2 separate regions of the Mus musculus genome follow, and region 2 is linked to region 1. The links are chromatin contacts, found by Hi-C or POLR2A ChIA-PET in ENCODE. All regions are on one chromosome and are shown on one strand. The core of a region is the stretch at or near the end of the contact, and the rest is flanking DNA. Distances in the headings are between cores, read along the strand shown. Region 1 holds the start of 1700125H20Rik (RIKEN cDNA 1700125H20 gene). Region 2 holds the start of Bcas3 (breast carcinoma amplified sequence 3).

Region 1 (7,625 bases), core at 3,507-6,006:
CCATTTAAAAGAAAAAAACAGGGGAGGAGCTCACAAGGCCTCCCCTCCCCTGAGGGGCTATAGACTGTCCGTGGCTGCTAGAGAGGGAGGGACACTTTTCCATCCCATCGGTATCACTTTTCAAATAACCCCTTACCATGTAGCTATAAGCAACCCTAATTACATCTTACACACACACACACACACACACACACACACACAGAGAGAGAGAGAGAGAGAGAGAGAGAGAGAGAGAGAGGGAGAGAGAGAGAGAGAGAGAGGGAGAGAGGAGAGCAGAAAGAATGAGTTGGGAAAAGATCAGTTGGAGACTGCTGGGGTCAGAAAACAGTGTGGAGAGAGAATGTGATCAAAACAACAAAACTCAATGTATAATTAATATGTTAATTTTGTTAATTTTAAAAGTTTTAGAAATTAAATAGAGACTATAGAATATGTACAACATAAAGCCTAAATCCTGATGTACACTATCGGCCTTCTCTATTAAGAATCTATTGATGTCTTACAAGTCTTGACAAGGGTTGGAGAGAGGGCTCAGCGGTTGAGAGCACTGAGTGCTCTTCCAGAGGTCCTGAGTTCAGTTCCCAGCAACCACATGGTGGCTCACAACCATCTGTAATGGGACCTGATGCCCTCTTCTGGTGTGTCTGAAGACAGCTACAGTGTACTTATAGCCAGGCAGTGGTGGCACATGCCTTTAATCTCAGCACTTGGGAGGCAGAGGCAGGTGGATCTCTGAGTTCAAGGCCAGCTTGGTCTACAGAGTGAGTTCCAGGACAGCCAGGGCTACACAGAGAAACCCTGTCTCAAAAAACAAACAAACAAAAACACGTCTTGACAAATGTGCCTGAAGACAGCCTCTATGGATGGGGAAGAGCTTTGCATTGACTGTCCTTTATAGTGGTTTTAAGTCTATTATTACTATTATTGTTGTTGTTGCTTTTGACCTTGTTATGTAGACAAGGGTGTCCTCAAACTCATAGATCACAAAACTCTGCTGGCTTCTGCTTCTTGGTGCTAGGATTAAAGATGTGACCAGCATACCTGGCTAGAAGTCTTTTTTTTTCTCTTTTTTAGCTGATCACAGTAGCACACTCCCTGGATCCTAGCACCCTAAGTCTAAGGCAGGCAGACTGCAGATCTGACACCAGTCTATACGATACAGAGTAGGTTCAAGTGAGACCTTCTCTCAAAACAAATAATCAAAGCCTATTAATTTTTAAAAGTTTATCAATCTGGTTCAAATTCCACATCACAATTAAGAAACTACTATTTGTTGTAATTTTGGTAGGACAGCAAAGAAAAATATCTGTTCTTCTGTAGATAAGAGACTGACTATGGAAGCTGACCTGAGAGTGCAGCTCCTTCCCTGAGCCAGATGCTAGAAAAAGCTCAAAATATAACATTATTACTTTCTGATTTTTTTGAAAGGCAGTTACTTTTTCATAAATATTTTTTTCATAGAATATCTGTGTATAAAATAGATATTTTAATTTTCAAAGAGTTTAATAAACACATGCTTAAAATTTCCTTATCTAAAATCTTTAGTAAATATTAATAGCTATAATATAATCACATCTTTTGGAGTTCTTTCTGATTTCAAGAAGTAAACGTGTCCAAGAGCAGGGTATCTGAGAGCCACTGTATGAGGACAGAGCTGGGGTCCTACCCTCATGATCTAAAAGTACATTAATCAAACTCCTACTGGACCTCAGAGGAGTTTTCTGGAAGGCCTCACCAGGAACTTGGCCGTCTGGTTCGTCTTGGTGTACTTATAGAGCCGACGAAGCTGCTTTGCTTCCAGCTCTGAGAAGAGGGAGACAAACCGCCACAGCATTCTGCAGAGAGAAACCCGAGACCAGTGTGAGAGAGGCTGACTAGGACCCGTTCTTCCTAGGCACTGTCCTGTGACCAGGATCTACCTGGCAGAAATAGGCTACAAGGTGCTTCCTCCGTCTCAGGTTGAGGGGATAGGGATGGAGACCAGAACAGAAATACCATGTGCTGGTATCAAACACCTGCACACAGCAGCTCTTCATCTAAAGGTGAAAGGGCTCTTAGGAGAAGCTTAAAAATGTGTGTGTGTGTGTGTGTGTGTGTGTGTGTGTGTGTGTATCTGTCTGTCTGTCTGTCTGTCTGTCTGTCTGTCTGTCTGTCTATGTGTATGTCTGCCACAGTGCATGTGTGGAGGTCAGAGGACAACCAATAGGAGTGGATTTCTCCTTCTACCATGTGAGTATAAGGGATAGAACTCAGATAATCTGGCTTAGTAACAAATGCCTTACCCACTGAGGCACCTGGAGGTTCTTGGGAACGGCTTTTGTCTACTGTGTGTACAGCTAAGGTACAATCAGTGCTATCCTGACGGCTAGAGGGACCTATTTTTTAAACATCAGCTATCTCCCAGGATCTTAACCCTCTTCATGCCTGGAGAATCTTGACAATAGCATAATCTTGAATGGAGGTGGGATAAGGCTAGGAAGCTGCCTACTTTTTCCAGTGCTTGATCTCCCAGGCTCGGCAATAATGCTGCAGAAAGGTGTTAATATGGCCCCCTAGGGCCTCAAGGCTCTGCTTCGTATACTTTATCCTTTTCTTCTGGGGAAGGTCCTTGGGCAGGTTCAACTTTCGAAGGAACTTCTTCAGAGGCCTCAGGTATTCTTTACACTGAGAGGTCACAGGCAAGGTGAGGGGCTGAGGGGTGTGGAGGAAAGGCAGGTGGACAGACCCCAGTGCCTGACAAGTTGGCCTGACTACAGTTCTTAATGGACCACAAAGGGCTGTGTGCTCACAAGGCTCCAGTGGGTCCCCTCCCCATTTCCATCCTGACTGTGACAGATCAGGTGGTGGGAGAGGAGGGTCAGAAGCCTCCTGATCCCTCCCAGGCTAGGGGGACAAGGTTTCAGGCTGGCTCCTTACAATTTTGAAGGTATCCTGGCTCAGGCCCTTGGCATGACGGACCAGAGCATCTCCCGTGGGCACGGTGCTGGAGCTCCTCTCTAAACAGGGAACGCTCCCCACCTGGAAGGAGGGGCACAGTCAGAGAGGGGCTTGGGCCTGAGGACCAGTGCTGGGCAGATACTGGCAAATGACAACCAAGGCCTTCTTTATTTTCCCTATGATCTCTCTCTCTCTCTCTCTCTCTCCCTCCCTCTCTCAAAACATTGCCAGGTCAGTGAGTCTGGCCCAAAAGACCCCATCTTTGAAAACCTCTCCTTGGAAAACCTAAAATATTTTACCTATTTCTTTCATAATTATTCTTGGCTATACTGAGAAACATTGTAAAGCTCTTGATAAACATTTACTAATTTTCTTTTCCCACAAAGACTGTGAGGTTAGCTACCATTTCCTCTGGTTATAACTGAGAACTCCCAGGCACAGAAAGAATTCTGTGACTCCTCAGGGGGATGGGCAACAACCATGTTTCCTTTCTTTTCTTCTTCTTCTTCTTCTTTTTTTTTTTTTTTTTTTTTTTTTTTTTTTTTTTTTTTTTTGGTTTTTTGAGACACAGTTTCTCTGTGTAGCCCTGGCTGTCCTGGAACTCACTCTGTAGATCAGGCTGGCCTCGAACTCAGAGATCTGCCTGCCTTTGCCTCCTGAGTGCTGGGATTAAAGGTGTGTACCACCATGCCCGGCCCATGTCTCCTTTCATTTGGACATACCGAGGTGCCAGGCCAATGTCTATGCATCTCTAAATGTTAGCATCATGGCATGCATGAAGGGCACCCGGTAAAGGGTGGTGGTGGTAACAAGGGACTTGTGACACAAAGTGAAGCAAAGGGAACTGAAAACTAGTGGTGACAAAGGGTCTGAAATATTACTGATTTAGCACAGGATTATTAGACTGGTGTTAACTGGGTTTGAAACTTAAAGTTTCTTGTCTTTTTTCATTTTTGTTTGCTTGTGTTTTGGGATTTTTGTTTGTTGTTTAGGATTTTTTGTTTGCTTGCTTTTTTTCCTCCCCCAAACAATGAAACCACTTTCTCTGTGCAGCCCTAGCCGTCCTGGAACTCACTCTGTAGACCAGGCTGGTCTTGAATTCACAGAGCTCCATCTGCCTCTGCCTCCTAAGTGCTAGGGTTAAACTCACATTTTCAAAGCCTCTCAGAACAATTGGATTACTTGCCGTTGGAGTTCAGGAGAGGAAGAGCCACACTCAGAGCACTCTGAAGGGAAGCTAGGTAAAGTAGGTACAGGACAGGTTCCCCCCAACTGTAGAGAGTGGGGGACTTTGGCTAACTCCATAAACACAGCACATAACTGAACAGAGACCGTAACACATACGTGTGCTCACATGGACATGGGTAACCCTTTATAACTAATGATCAAATGGGACTTCTCACTGTCTTGACAGAAACACAGCTTTGATAAACACGTTTCCTACTTGCTTACCCCTGCTTTGCGGCTCTGGGGAGTCAAACCCAGGACTAGGGCAGGCAAGCTCTCTACTCCTGAGCTACACCCTGGCCCAACTGTCTGAAGGAATTGTGTTCTCTTGTTCTTTGGGGCTTTTGCCAACCCACATACTCCACCATTTTCTCATCTTGTCTCCTTCCTTGAATTTCATGTTCGTGGCTTTCCAAAACCAGCCCTTCCCTGGTTCCCTCACATCCCAGCCTCACTTCACCTTCTCTAGTGGCTTGTCTCCTTCACCCCCTTGCCAATCTGAGGCTTCCATCTCAACAGCTGGGTGGGCAGACACCAGGATAGCACAGTCTCAGGTTCCCCACAGACTTCTAACTTACTGCTTCTGTGACCTGAGTGCCCCAGGTAGTGGGCAGGTTGGCTCCAGAACTCGGAGCAAAACCATGGCAACTGCCAACACAGAGCTCAGGCCCCTCTCTACCCTGTTCACTCATGCCTCAGGGTGGCAGCCAACTATCTCCTTCAGCTGGGATCTGGACTAGGTAAGTCAGTGAGCCACGTGTGCTGTCCCCCCCACCCCACTTTTTTTTGGGGGGGTTGTGTGTCAGTGCTTACAGCTGACTAGGACCAAATGGCACACCTCTGGCCAGAAGCTATTGATTTTAAACCTCGGTAAAGTTTCTGAAGTAATTTTCCTGGATGGACACCACTCCGCAGTTATTCCGGAGGCTTATTGAGAGAGAAAGTGTGTGTATTGGGGGCGCGGGGGCGGGGAGGGGAGAGTTGTAACAGTCTTTTCCAGAACAAAGGACTAAAAGGTGTGCTGAAAGAGAGAATGGAATATAATAAATCTCTACTGAAATACACTGCTAGCGCCCTGTAGCCATCTAGTTAATAAATGATTGTGTGGAGTGATGTTTGGGTTGCTTTAAGGGCACTTACAAAAGTACCAGCTGGCATGTATTTCATTAATCTCACCAAAACCTTCCTGGGAGTAGGTGCCAAGTAGTGACCCTGTTTCATAATGAGCCTGGGTAGCCGAGGTCCTATCACTTGCCTTAAGTCAGTGGCCACTGAAACAGAAGTAAGGCTTTTGGTTGGATTCGGAGTGCTCTGGCTTCTCCAGCATGCCAGCGGGAGGCCGGGGCGACCGAGCAAACACTTATCAGCAGTGTCTTGAGCTGCAGGCATGGTTCCGGCTGATGGGTGCTCAGCCGCTCGGTCAGGACAAGCTTTGTCCCTAGCAGGGCACCAGCGCCCCCTCGTGTCTTTCCCCAGCTAGCGTAGCGAGTTGCCCGGTGTAAAAGACCGTTGCAGCTGCAGTTTATCCATTTAAGCCATGTTTCCCCTGGAACGCTGGGTTCCATCTCCAGGGCCTCTTGGATGTCGCTCAGTTTGATCATGTTCTCCCTATTCTTTGGTGGCCTCTGGGTCAGCCAATAGAACTTCCCTCTGTCCATCTAGCCTCACAGGTCAGGACATGGCAGCTCTTACCAGCTCCAAGGCTGGACAGGCCAGGAGACCCTGGGGTTTGGGGCGAGTTCCTTTTCTGTCCAGAAATAAACTATTCTCTGTACTATTATGTTTAGCAAATTGTGGAGAGGAGATGGGGACAATCAAAGTCCCTACTTCTCTGCTTCACTTTGGAAGACCTGCTCCCTGAGGATTATTTCACAGCTAAGGACAACCATGTTGGTAAGAGGAAGGCAAAAGAAAGCCTCCTAGACACTCTATAAAATTGTCAGTAAACAATGTGTTTGAAAATGTAGAACATGCATTACCTCTGTCCATCCTGGGGAGAGCCTTAAGGAGAAAAAAATTGACAATAGTGGCATTCTGAAGATGTCACTAGGATAAATAAAATGTTATGTCACATATCTGTCCCCCGTGTCCAAGTGCTATTCTACGCCTAAAGCTCCTGAGCTGAGAGCAGCAGCATGTGCACACGGTTCCGTTTTTGAATATGCACTAAAAAGGTGTTGGAGTATATGCTCCAAAAGCCCCCAGGGGATGGCCCTCATTCTGCTTCCTCTGTCCTGCTGCTAAGCTGGCCAGGGCGGGACCTTGTAATAGTCGTGTCCAGGAAGGCACAAGACCTAGGACTGTTGTAAGGTCAAGGCCAGTCTGGACAACACAGCACAATTTTGTCTCAAAAAACAAAACTTAAAAATGTATTATGAAGAGACAGTGGAAAGACTGGAGTGGGAGGACAAACTAGGAGGGGGATAGTTGGCAGAGTGCTTTCTTATCACGCAGAATGTCCTGGGTTTCATGCCCAGCACTACAGAAACCAGACGCACATGCCTGTAATCTCAGCATTCTGGAGAAGGGAGAAGACTATTACAAGTTCAAGTCCAGCCTGGCCTATTGTCAGTACAGATTCAGTTTTAGTCACCCAGACTACATGGATATTCTGTCTCAACAAATAAACAAACAAACAAACAAAACCCCAAACCCCCAAAATTGTCACATACATCATCCAAAAGTGGCATGAGATATGAAATAACACTGAAAAAAATTTTAAAAAGATTTGAATAAACACATACATGTGTATATTACTTGTATATACACACACCTACATTTGAAAAAGAAACAGATGTTTTAAAAACAAAAGGCTTAGCTATTCTGGTCTCTTCATTCACTCTCTTCTCCAACCCCTTTCACTCCAAAAGCCTCCAGTAAGTCCCAAGCTCTGCATGGCTGCCCTATTTACATGATGGCTTACTCTCAAGCCTGGGGAGTAGCCTGAACCGACAATTGATAACAGCCAGAGAAGTGGCTCAAATACAACTGTAAGTAAAACCAAACACAAATCCATTGCTTTTGGGAAACATTCAAAATTCAATTGGTCAGAATAAAATTTTTCTGTAGGGCAAGTTAACTCATCTAACAGTGTTATTCATTGCAACATATATTTCTAAAAGCTATAAATCATGGGATAGTGAGATGGTTCAGTGGATAAGGGCTTTGCCTCCAAGTGTGATGACAGCCTGAGTTTGACCACTAGGACCCACATGTGCAAGCAAAGAATCAACCCTCCAAATTGTCCTTTGGCCAGATGGTGGTGGCACATGCCTTTAGTCCCAGAACTTGGGAGACAGAGGCAGGAGGATCTCTGTCTTTGAACCCAGCCAGGTCTACAAATCAAGTTTCAGGACAGCCAGTGATGCACAGAGAAACTCTGTCTCAAAAAACAAAACAAAAATTGTCCTCTGATCTACACACACACACACACACACACACACACACCTCCCCACAAAGTG
Region 2 (7,625 bases), core at 2,764-5,263, 180 kb before region 1:
CCCCTTCCACCCTCCAGCAAGGCTCAGACAGCATCCTTATCTATTTCCCCAAGCAGAGTATAGGCTCCCGTAAGGAAAGTAACCTATCTCTCATATTTACCTTTCACATCAGAACCTGCTAACCAGTACAAGTGAGAAATTGGTGCTCAAGCATCATTTTTCAAAAGAACACAGGATGCTGTACCCAAAATTATTTTTTCTAACCCTAAAAACATCTATGCAACAAAAATAATTACTATGGTGTAAACACCATACGGTGGGGTTGCAGAGAATACTAAATGGGAATACAAGATGCTGCAGACCCACTAACTGGAATCCATCCTGGCTCCCATCCTGGCTATTCCCAATGACAAGTTAACTCCTCTGTGCTTTGTTTCCCTCACCTATAAAGGCAGATAAAAATAGTAGCCTAACTCACAGCTAATAACATGTTTAACTTGATAACACAGCAAATGTCACAAAGAAACTCAGCTCTAGAGAATACAGAAGGGGGAAGGCAACACTGTGACATCACTGTGCACATTGATGTTTTAATCTGCAAAGACTGTCCCTAAGATATAAATTCCAAAGGAAACCATCTAAAATATATTCCCTCCAAGCAACTTTTTTGAGGCAGCATCTTGCTGCATGGCTCAGACTGGCCTGGAACTCATTCTCTCTAGTCCAAGATGTCCTCAAACTCACTACACAGCCTCCCAAGTACTAGGACTACAGGTCTGAGCCACTCTCCCTTGCTTGCTAAGATAATTTTGAAACACACAAGATATGACCTGCATTTGTAACCTCAGCTCTATGGATGCAGAAGACAGATACCTAGTGTGAGTTTGAAGACACTGTGGACTATATCCTAAAACAGTTAAAACGTAAAAGCCAGATGAGCATAATAGCCCACGCCTTTAACCTCAGGACTCAGGAGGCAAGAGGCAGGGGCATCACTGCCAGCATGGTCTACATAGAGTTCTAGGACAGTCAGAGCTACATAGTGAGATGCTGCCTTGAAAAACACAAGATGAACAAATAACAACAAAAAGTCAGAAGGCACAGCACATGTCAGTAATCCGAGCACCTGGAAGGCCAAGCCAGGACAGCCACTGGTTCAAGGACAGCCTGGGATAAGTCATTGTCAGGTCAGCTAGGACCACACAGAAAACACCTCTCAAAAAAAAAAAAAAAAAGCCGGGCGTGGTAGTGCACGCCTTTAATCCCAGCATTCGGGAGGCAGAGGCAGGCAGATTTCTGTGGATTTCGAGGCCAGCCTGGTCTACAAAGTGAGTTTCAGGACAGCCAGGGCTATGCAGAGAAACCCTGTCTGGAAAAAACAAGAAAAAAAGGTTGGACATGGCAATGTATGTTTTTAATCCCAGCAATTGGAGGTAGGGATCTTGAGACCAGCCTGGTCAATATAGTGTGTTTCAGACTAGCCAGAGCTACATAGAAAGAACCTGTCTCAAAAAAAAAAAAAAAAAAAAAAAAAAACCTGGGAGTGAACCTGGGAGTGGGGATTGGCAGCACATATTTGGAATCTCAGCTTTGAATGATGGAGGCAGGATCTGTTCTGCTATATAACAATTGTTAAAACAAATAGGAACTTGTCTCAAAATCCCAAAGAAAAAGCAGTTTGCCTGTTTCTTATATTATTCTATTGTCTTTGCTGAGTCCAAGTATCCAAATTCTAGCCTTTAAAGATGAACTCAAAATGTAAACCTTCTTTTAAGTTTTTTAAATTATACTATTTTTTATTTATTTATCTACTTATTTAGTGGTGCATGGGGGGGGGGGTATGGGCCATGAACTTGGAATTGGTCCCCTCCTCCTAACCTGTGGGACCCAGGGATCAAACTCAGCCCCTCAGGCTTACGGCAAGCTCAGCCCCACTGAGAGTGTTCCCTTCTTGTGAAGCCTTGTTACTACTACTATAGCCTTCCAAATACACAAAAAGTGCAAAGTGTTTACAGAAGCAACCACTATCCGAATGGACACTCTGGGAGTTTTGGAGGAGAGTCTGCTTGTTTTCAGACAGGGTTTCTTTATGTAGTCCCAGCGGGCCTAGAACTTGTTTTGTAGACCAAGCAGGCCTCAAACTCAGAGATCTGCTTCTGGCTCCGAAGTGCTGGGACTAAAGACATGTGCTACTACCACCCAGCTCAAACAGATATTCTGAGTGGGAACTGTTTTCTAGAATACTGCTTTCTTCAGCTTACGTGACGGCCTGAGGGCGGACCACGACTCCGCCAGTACAACGACTGGGTCTCCGAGGAGAATCTGTAGCCATTGTTTCATTCATGAGACCTGTTTCCAGAGAAAAGAAAAGTGTCAGAAGGAGAGGTGTACGATTATTCATTAAATATCCCTTTGCCAAACTGTGACAAACCATGAATTTTCCCAGAAACTTGTGGCCTAGATCTCTCAGAGACCTGCCAGCCCAACTGATAGGATTATAGGTGTGTACCCACCACACCCAGGAAGTTACTTTTCTTTTTTTAAGATAGGGTCTTACCCAGGAATTGAGGCTGACCTTGAACTATGCAGTATCTGAAAGTCAAGACAGTTCAGTCTTTGGCAGAATCTTCCTATAATTTATAACTAGGAGGAAAAGAGACAGAGAACTAAATGGGAACTATATAACACAGGATCACTTAGAAAAACAAATATAGGGCTGAAGAGATGGTTCAGGGGTTAAGAGCACTGACTGCTCTTCCACAGGTCCTGAGTTCAATTCCCAGCAACCACATGGTGGCTCACAACCATCTGTAATGGGTTATGAAGCGCTCTTCTGGTATATCTGAAGACAGCGACAGTGTACTTACATATATAAAAATAAATAAATCTTTAAAAAAAGAAAAATAAAGAAATGCAAATATAAAGCTCAGTGGGACATAACATACCAGCAGTTCCAGTTCCCAGGAGGCTGAGGCAAGGAAATTGCCTTGAGTTCAAGGGCAATGTAAGCCTGAGATTCTTAGTATTTTATTTTTAAAAATATAATAATAATAATAATAATAATAATAATTTAAAAAGCTGGTCACAGGTGGTGATGCATATGCATGCCTGAGAGGCAGAGGCAGGAGGATCAGGAGTTCAAAGTCAACCTTAAGGGCACAGCCATATAAAGACCAGATGGCCCATGTGAGCCTCAGAACAAATACACGTAACAGGATACCACTCTGCCTTCAGATAAATCTGTTGAGGACAGATAAAACTGTGTAGCCACATTTAAATAATATTTTAACCTCCAGCTATTGTAACGTAATCACCAGCGTGTAAACAAATTTGGAATATAAACTCGTATAATATAAGGAGCCTCTGGATTTTCCCACAGTCTAAGTAAGTCCCAGACCTTGACTATCTAATGAGTTTCTGAATCATAGAGGTGGTTTGGAGAGTACAGAGTCTGCTTCATTATGGTTAAAGGGGGACTGGCAACAGAACTAAAGATGTCTTACAAGGCTCAGGAAAGCCCACAGCCTAAAAGCATCACTTTTAAGAAGGGTTCACTGTACCACCTCATTTGAAAAACCCCAAACTGTTGATCCCCACATTCCTATACAACCCAAACAACCCATTGTCCCAACTAGTCCAGCTACCCCTTTCTTAGGCAGTACCTTTCACCAGACCCCTCAGTACTCTCATCTTCATTCCACCCTCTATTACCCGAACCAGTCTCCCCACCTCTGTCCTTTAAAGGCCTTGTCACTTGAGAACAGCTCCTCGAAAGCCCCTCGGGCCCCACTCTCCCCAAAGTCACGGGAACAACACTCCACACTTCACCTCCAAAGCCCTACCACCACTGCCCCCGGCCGCCCTCTGGCCTCTTGCCCAGCTCTCCTCCAGTTTCAGCACCTTTCCCCGTCAACTGGGGCTGGTCAAGCCCTGTTTCCTCATGCTGCCTGTCCCTTTCCCTCTCCAAACCTCCCCTAAGCCAAAGACCCGCCAGCCCTCTCACCGGCCGCTCCGCCGGTAAACGCTGTTCTCCAGCTTCAGGCTCACTGTTTGGAGTCTCCCTCGTGATTGACGGCTAGCACTTCCTACCACGCCTCGGCGGAACCACCGCATCAGCCAATCCCAGGAGCAAACTGGCCCCGGCGCGGCACCGCCCTTGGAGGTCAGCTTCGCCAACCAGCGAGTAGGAAAGAGGCGGACCCGCCTTCAGAATCCATCCAATCCGCTGGGGCTGGAGGGAAAACACAACAGTATGGAAGTTCGGGTGAAGCGGGTGGGTCAGGTTCGGTTGTGAATGCAGGCGGCAGGGGAGAAAAGGCAGGCGTGTCTGCGGGCCTGGAAGAGGCACCTTGGTGGATTTTCTGTTTTAAGGAAACGCTACATGCACCAAATACCTGCGGACCTCAGCCAGAAGTCTCCAGCGAGGAGCCCGAAGCCAGGTATACTGGTGTGTTTACATCGAATTCTCGCGACAGCTGATTTGAAGCTAAAAGCACGTGGACGTGGCAGCTGCCAATCACTTTTACCTGACCACTCAGGCTGCCCGAGCCCGCCCTCCACCCCGCCCGCGGCGCTGTGTTTACCTTCCGGGAGTCTAGGCTGGCAGTCCGTGTTCAGTCCCCTGCTGAGTACGTCTTGCTCTGAATAAGGGGGCCTGTAAGAAATTTTGTTGGAGTCCTTAATGGTTACTGTCATAGGAATGGATGTTCGTGAACATCTGGAAATGGAGAGGCCCCAGACTTTGGAAGGGGGAACTTGTTGCACAATATAGGGATCCATAGAGAGTCTAAGAAGACTACCTGGGGCTTTGCAAGATGGCATTGGATACGTCTTAAGGGTTCATGGAGTCTCAAGTAGTCGTAGGCCGGGAGCTCTTGCTTAAAGAAACCCACAATCACACTCCTAGCTTTCCCATATATCTTTCCCCTGAGCACCTAGTAACCTGTACCAAAATCTCTTTTTATGGGATTCCAGTAACACATGCACTATATTCCCTATATTCCCAGCACTGGTGTACATAACAAGTTCTAAGCCAGTCCAGTGCCACCAAGTTTGAAAACACTGTCCCTTCCAAAAAATCTTTTTTAATAAGATATAATTCTTTTAAAAATAATAAACGGGCCTGGAATTTGGACATGATGCTCCTGCCTAGATGTGGACTAGGCGGCTAGGTATGACCAACAAGGAATTCGTAAAAGTACCTTTGCCTATCATACAGGTTAAAGTAGACTTTTTAGGCATGTCATCAGTGTCAAGAGTTAGCTGGAGGTCGTGGTCAAGGCCAAAAAAACTCATTTCCATGGCCATATGTCTTAGTTAGGGTTTCTATTGCTGTGACGAAACACCAAGACCAAAAGAAACTCGCTGGCTGGGCAATGGTGGGGCACTCCGAACTCCGAGCACTTGGGAGGCAGAGGAAGGCAGATTTCTGAGTTCGAGGCCAGCCTGGTCTACAGAGTGAGTTCCAGGACAGCCAGAGCTACACAGAGAAACCCTGTCTCGAAAAAATAAACAAACAAAAAACTTGTTGAAGAAAGGCTTTATTTGACATACAGATCCTAAGTCCACTGAGGGAAGCCAAGACAGAAATTTAAACCAGGCAGAAACCTTGAGACAGGAGCTGTAAAAAGGCCTAGAAAAAGTACTGCTTACTGGCTTACTACTCATGGCTTGCCCTGCCTGATTTTTTATAGACTCCAGGACCACCACTCCAGATACAGCACTATCCACCATGGCCTCAATCACTAATTAAAATGCCCTACAGGCCCGCCTAAGAGCCAGATCTTATCTTGTGGAAGCATTTTTTTTTCAACTGAGGTTACCTCCCCAAAAATGACCATATCATTCACCCAAATGATAAGGGACGTTTTTCCTTATTGAGCTCTTCATAGCTTAGAATCAAAAGAAGAGGGAATGAGTGGGAATGTTTATGAATAAGAACATTACTTCTATCCATCTCCAACTTGCAGTGTGGACATGGATCCAAGGTAGACATACAGTCCAGTGGCTACGAACATTCCTGACTTAAATGTCTTAGTGGACCGCAGTAGCAACAGGAAAGGATTTTTTTTTTCCTCTTCTGATTCTCTCAGACTAGGCAAGTTGTCTCTGGATGAGGCTCTAGGGTTTCCTGAGATAGGCAGAAAATGGGCAGATGCTGTAGCCATGTGATGAACTGATACAGCTGTCTTCTAGTTTTAACCCTTTGTGGTCTCAAAACCTCCTCTCAGGGCTTGTGAGATGGTTCAGCAGGTAGAGGTCCTTGCTGCCAAGCCTGACTATCCGAGGTCACTCCCCAGAACTTACATGGAAAAAGAAATTAAGTTGTCCTCTGATCCCACCCCCAAACATGTAACATAGCATCCCCCACACACACCCAAAAATGCATAGTGATTTTAAAAAATTAAAGGCCTCCTCTTAGTCGTTATTAGCAGATGAAAAAAAAAACCTATGTTCAGGGCCATTCTTCCCTACATAGGGGATTCAAGACAATCTCTGCTATACAAGGAAGGCCTTAATATACATAACTATATATGAATGAAAAAGGCAATCATGTGCTTGTAGCAGACATAAGGAAAGGAACATGAGCCTAAACGGTGCTCAGGACTCCTGCAAAGGAAAATCTTTTCCAAATGAAGATTGTGTCACTTTTTAGTTATTCTCAGGTCTCCCTGAACACAGAACTTGAGGGGAATGGAGTGTGTGTGTGTGTGTGTGTGTCTGTGTCTGTGTGTATATACAGAAGGGGAGTGCTGGGGAAAGATCAATACTCAGAGCTGGGAACAGAGGTACAAGCTAGAGAAGGATAGTGGTGGAGAGGCTATAGTGGTGGAGAGGCTAGGTGTTGAACCCTGGGTTATGCAGGTTGGAAGCCAGCCTGGGCTACATGAGGTTCAATCTGAATAAACAAACGTCATAGCTTAGTCTTGGTAGTTCACTTGTATTTAACCACTGCACTTAGGTTGAGGCCTGAGTGAATCTGATGTCACAGTCAGATCCTCAGTGAATTTAAAGCCAGCCTGTGACATCTGGTGAGACAGTACCTCAAAAAAATAAAAGGGAAGGGAAATCCTAGAATACTCACTCTTCATTTGCTTTGGTATCTGCTTTTATCACCAATCTGAGGTAACACCCATTAGCATTGTCCTGTGATAGATAATGGTTGTTTCAAGTAATCAACTTTGGTTCCTCCCAGTGAGCATGGTGACCTCACTAAAGGGCTGAGGATGAACTTGAACCCCTGACCTTATCTCACCCCCCCCCATAGGTAAGTATTACACTGTATCTAGATACTTCCTTCTTAACCATGACTATGGTGTTCATTTTCAGTGGAAGAGTTAGTTCTTTGTTCTGATTGTTACCAAGTATTATTTTAACAAATTATTAGCTGAGCATGTGTAAGATTCATTAGTGTGTTAGATTACCTTTCAAATGACTACAAATCAAAGCCCTAAAGTTGCCACCTGTTGTGGTAGTTCATGCCTAAAACCCAGCATTCCAGGGACTGAGGCAGGTTGGTAGCAAGTCCAAGGTGAGTCTGGCCTACATACCAAGACTGTCTCAAAGAACAGAATAAGAAAATGAATTAAAAGCAGATGAAAATTTTAAACCTAAAAAAAATATAACAAAGAAAAGTAAAGGAAAATTAAAACATAAAAATGTGGTATTAAATTGGAAGGTCAGAG

The links. Hi-C counts contacts between places; a loop is a spot of excess contacts on that map. ChIA-PET counts read pairs that join two places held with the same protein, here RNA polymerase II (POLR2A).
Region 2: a map of Patski shows a loop between it and region 1 (2.4-fold over the local background). The contact joins the promoter of Bcas3 here to the promoter of 1700125H20Rik in region 1. A Hi-C loop is called at or near these places in 1 of 37 maps with a recorded cell type or tissue (Patski). POLR2A ChIA-PET finds 5 or more read pairs at or near these places in 3 of 5 experiments (Patski and embryonic stem cell).

The regions. Positions count from the first base shown.
Region 1 is chr11:85,168,227-85,175,851 of GRCm38, reverse strand. It overlaps 1700125H20Rik (RIKEN cDNA 1700125H20 gene), which reads right to left and starts at 4,756. Exons shown (of 6, transcript NM_028589.1): 1 at 4,625-4,756; 2 at 2,917-3,018; 3 at 2,489-2,664; 4 at 1,736-1,835. The coding sequence starts at 4,675.
Region 2 is chr11:85,349,552-85,357,176 of GRCm38, reverse strand. It overlaps Bcas3 (breast carcinoma amplified sequence 3), which reads right to left and starts at 4,013. Exons shown (of 24, transcript NM_001166643.1): 1 at 3,944-4,013; 2 at 2,202-2,289. The coding sequence starts at 2,284.